Linked DNA regions of Homo sapiens: region 1 is linked to region 2. A link is a loop called in an ENCODE intact Hi-C map of the cell type or tissue named here. Cell type or tissue: HCT116. All regions are shown on one strand.

Region 1 (2,500 bases), 820 kb after region 2:
TGCTGAAGGCTCATCAATAGGGGCATGCGTGCCTCCCTGTTAATTTTATAATACAAATAACTGGCAGAGTGGTTTTGTAGCTCTTCCAATTGGGCAGACAAAGACTGAATTCCACTTTGTAGAAATAATAGGGTTTTTTTTCCCCTTCCTTTTTATTGGTTAAGGACTAAGAATTGCAAAGTGACTAAATTTAGTTTTTTTTAGCTTTTAACTAAAAATTGATTTTTAGTCAGTGTGACTAAAAATCATTTACAGAAAGCCTGTAGCCTGGGACTCTACCCATTTTCCCCTTACGCACAGTGCTCAACCATGGATGTCTAGTTAGTGGCCTCAAGCTCCGAAGAGAGACTGTACAGAGAAACTGAGAAAAGTAAGAGGAACAGTTATAGATGTATTCCAGTTAATCCCTTGGCATCATCCGTAGCCGGTCCGTGGGAAAACTCAGTGGTGTTTCCAATCTAAGGCAAACACATGTAGTGGCAGCTGGAATTTTGAACTATTTCACAAACATCTTTAAGTATCCAAAGCATAACCTGCAGTGGGTGGTGATTTAGAGCTCTCTGGGATAGCACTGGGCTGTCCTGAGGACTGTCTATTATAAGATACCTGTGACAGACACAGATCTCTAACCAATGGCTCAGTTCAGTCTGTTAATCTGAGGCACAAATAGCAGAGGCCTGGGAGTGAGATTTTTTAAGTGATGCTTTTATTATTTGTTATCTACCATGGACTGAGCACTTAGTACAAACTAGTACTTTACCTTATCTTTACTTACCTAGTAAGGGCACAACCTACACAGTCCCAGGCATCCACAGTTTTACTGCCCTTGTCAGTGATTACAGAGCCATATTTCCTTTGTCCTGAGGTTTCTGTAGACCACGGTCTCTTAAAAGTCACAGTGCTGACTGCAGTTAGGCCAGACCCCTTCCAAGCTCCAGTTTTCCGAGCTTACACAGACCAATCTGGAGAATGCATGCCTGAAAAGACTGGAAGTTTATCTCTATCTTTTGGTAACAGTCTGCGAGTGATAGGGAAGGTTGCCCAATCATTGGAAAACGATACATTAACAAGAGTTGATGGTTGCTGTGATTCGACATAGTATGAACTCTACTAGAAATGTAATCAGATCATTGATCCTGCAGGATTGATTGCTGATTTATTTTGCAGCTGACTCACTTTAGGACAGCCTTACAATATTTCGCAACTCTGTCTGGGAGCACACACAGAACTCCGAATCCAGATAAGCAGCTCATAAAGGGATACTTAGAAGGGTGTTGACTGCCTGCTTCATTGTTCCTTGTTCACTAGCGCACCCTAGTGACCATCTTTGCTGGGTAATAGTGACTTGCAAAGGTAAATATTTACTCCCAGATAGCCCACAGGAGAAAGCTACAGATTTCTCTGGCGTAGCACAGAAACGAAATGAACCTCAAAAACCACTTACTGGTGCGGGAACTCAGATCGTATCCTACAGCTCTAATGATGCAGGAGAGAGTTGTCTGAAAGGAAAAACCAAAAGCAGCTGCACCAAACCGAAGGGGGCTTGGCACAGAGAAGTTGGAATTCTAACGTTAAGAAGTGGCAGCAGCTGTCGAGCCTCATGGTCTGCTGCGCTGTGTTGCTGATTGGGTTTGAGCTTGTCGAGAGGAGCCACAGGTCACATTTCTTGCCCAGCTGCCTTTGCCGTAAGACTCAGTGGCGCTAGATGTGGTTACAACCTTGGTCTGGTGGGAAAGTCTGTAATCACTCATCACCTAATACGATAGTTACCAATCCATTGCTAGTATCTGTCATCTTAGAAATGGCCACTGCCTGCTTCCTTAGGCAATAGCGTTTCCCAGAGAGAGATTGAGGCTGATGTCCGTTATTTCCAGGAGCTTCCTCACTTCTTTAGGACGGTGGGTTGGGCTTGCAACCTGTTTTGCATGGCTGCCTCCAGCAGTGTCTGTAGGAAGGTTAGAATAAATAGGCTAATTATTCAGAATAAATGACTGGTCCTTTCAATGGAACAGCCAGTCAATGCAATCAGGCAACTGGCCAATTTGGTTTGATGGATTTTTACTGTAATCCTTATTTATAAAATAAAGGGATTGGCCTCAAAGGTCCCTTTTAGTTCTAGTTTATGGTGACTCTAATTACTCAGCCTAACTGACCCTTTGGAGTAGCACTATGTAAACACCATTCCTCAGTTAGCATTAAATCACTATTGCTTGCATCAAAATCCCAGTAATGCCATTAAAGCTAATTTTACTTTCACACATCCACTTGTCTCTTAGTAAATGTATGGGTGCTTAAGATGGAAATGGTTCCAAGAATTCCAAACCATAGGGGGTGATATGATTATATTTGATTTTTATTAAAATAAATTTAGAGAAGTTTAAGAAAAAACAATGACAACCAGGCCTGATCTGTTGTCCTGTAGTTCAGAGTTATTCATCCTTAACGCTCAGGTCAAGCATTAGTAGGTCAAGTTGGCCACTGGCGTTTTTTATTTCTGGTA
Region 2 (2,500 bases):
CTGCTCTGGGCCAAGCAGGTGAGCGTTCAGGGGAGTTAGCTCCCTAAACCACCTGTTAAAATAATCCTGGGCTCCTCCACATCCCCCTCTCTGGCAAGCAGATCGGGCCATGCAGCACGATGACAGTCTAATTATCCCAACCATCAGAAACGTCTTCTGTGTCTTTAATCTACCTTGACAATGCGGTGGTTTGTCATTTCTAGGTCTCTTAATTGGCTACATGATTGACACAATGTGGGGGGCTTTTTATTTTAAGAATTGAGGAAAGCCTATGCTTCAAAATTAGCTCAGTTACATGATGCCAGAGACCTAGTTTGCACCCCACATGGGCCAGAATCTGATTTTTGCAATCACTCTGATCCTAGGTAGCTAGCAAGAATGACGGAGCCAGAAAACCCAAGCCACTTTCTATGTATATTATTTACCTTTCCCCAAATATTTCCAGAACCCTGGGTTGACCTGACATTCCCTTTTGAAAATGTTGAGATAAAGACCTGTTGAGTTGCTTGGACAGATGTGCCTTGATACCCTGTTTTGTCTGGACTTTGTATTATTCATCAGAACTGTTGCAGCTGCAAGTGACAGAAATCTAATTAATTTCTTTTTCAGTTCATATAACTTAAAAGTCCAAGAGTTGAACTGCTTGCAGTCCTACCTGGATTTGAGTACTTTAACGGTGTGGACAGGGCTCTGTCATTTTCATTCCAACTCTCAGTCCTGCCTTCCTTCCAGGAAGTTCTTCTTTCCATGAGGTGGGAAAAAAAGTTCTGGCAGCGTCAGGCTCCATGACCCTAATAATCCACCATCCTGGAGAAAGAACATAACCTCCTTCTCAGGGTTCCTATTAGCCTAGCATCCATGGAAGGCTCTGATTGGTCCTGCTTTGGTCCTGCGGTCTTCTCAATCATTGGAGGTCGGAGAATGGAGTTTTGTGATTGGCCAGGTCCCATTCATGTGACCAGGAGGCTGAAGAAGGCGCTGTGATTGGCAGTCCCACCAGCACCACGTGAAATAGGGGAAGTGCATTTCCCCAAGGACAGAGGGCGCCAGCCGACCAAGGAAACAGACATCCTCCACACACAAGAAAATTGAAAATATTTCAGATCAATTCCCCACCTCCCCCTGAACTTTACAGAAAAGTTGTAGGAACCTGATCAGCTACTAAAAGATGGGTTTTGAAGCCCTTGAGAAAAAAAAGTGATAATAGAAAAAAAAAATCGAACTTTCAGATAGCCAGCCCATACGGGCGGGTTTCTGAAGGCAATCTAGACTTCTGAGACCTGCAGAGTCAGCCGGAAACCTGTGGTATAATGAATGTGTCCTAGGGCATCCCATGTGGCAGGGATGGTGACGGGCTTGAAAAAAGGAGTATTTTGCCAAATTTGGAAAAAAAAAAATCCTCCTTCTCTCCACATTTGCGTAAATAAGTGTGTTTTGCTCTCATTTGCTTTTCTGAGGATTCCCTGAGTTGATTCGAGGATGGTTTGTTGTGATTTAATCTATGTGGCTGCAACAGTTAATGTGTAAGCTCATTACTATATTTGTTCTCTCTTCTCCCACTGGGCAAATTTAGTTTGCCTTAATCTAACCACTTAGTGTAGTATGTGTACAGGTTAATCTTTACCACACATTCCTTTCATCCTGGTATTCTACGGCTTTTTACCTGCAGGATAAAGTATCACCTCCTCAACGTCTCAGTCTCTGCAATCTGTTCCCACTCTGTCCTTCCCGTGTTATCTCCCATAGCAGCTTTTTATTTCAGGCAGTCTTGTCTTCACAGAATGATTTCTTCACCTCTGAACCTCAGGTCATTCGATCTACAGAAATGCCGGCATATTGGAGGAGGAAGGGAAACGGCTTTGGGTATCGGCTCTACTGTGTACTAGTAACCTTGGGTAATTAGGATTAGGCTGTCAGCTAAGATTAGGATCTGTTCCATAAAAGAGGAGAACCAACAAGATAGGAGGTTGTTTCTCATTCACACAAAAGAAGTCTAGAGGTGAGCAATCCAAGGCTGATAGATAGGGTGTGTTTCCATGGGATTATCAGGGACCCAAGCTCTTAATTTTCCTTCTGTCTTTCTCGGCATGTGATCTTCACCCTCAAGGTCAACTCACGACCCCAAATAACTGCTAGTCGTCATATTTGAGTTCTAGGCCAGCTGCAGGAGAAAATAAAAGAGGACTAAAGAATAAGTATCATTCAGTTGATTCCCTTTAAGCAGCCTTCTTGGATGTCCCACAAAAAATATCTGCTTGCATTTTATTGGCCGGAAGTTGTAATGTGGCTATACTTAGCTAGGGAGGCTGGGAAATGTAGTTCTTTAGCGGAGTGTCTTGAATCAAATGAGTTTTGGGTTGTTCGGGAAGAAGAGAATTAATATTATATAGAAAAAAACCATTTTTAAAAAGTTTTATTGAGGTGTAATTCACATACCATACAATTCACTCATCTCATTTGAAGTGTACAATTCAGTGACCTTTAGTATATTCACATGTTT

The links. Hi-C counts contacts between places; a loop is a spot of excess contacts. Peaks named below come from ENCODE experiments on the same cell type or tissue, not always from the same donor. Only the 100,000 strongest peaks of a DNase experiment are listed, where the experiment ranks them.
Region 1: a loop joins it to region 2, with 4 times the contacts of the local background. A loop is called at or near these places in 2 of 110 quality-filtered maps.

Annotation. Positions count from the first base shown.
Region 1 is chr14:88,188,342-88,190,841 of GRCh38, reverse strand. All of the region lies in intron 5 of KCNK10 (potassium two pore domain channel subfamily K member 10), which reads left to right. Among named protein-coding and RNA genes, the nearest start is that of KCNK10-AS1, 29 kb to the right of the region's middle. RefSeq lists enhancers at 357-526, 1,427-1,566 and a silencer at 1,247-1,326. In HCT116, a CTCF peak has its summit at 1,331 (motif pointing left); a DNase peak (open chromatin) is centred at 1,301.
Region 2 is chr14:89,011,715-89,014,214 of GRCh38, reverse strand. LOC124903356 (a long non-coding RNA gene) reads right to left here and starts at 820. Exons shown (of 2, transcript XR_007064297.1): 1 at 656-820. In HCT116, a CTCF peak has its summit at 1,065; a DNase peak (open chromatin) is centred at 964.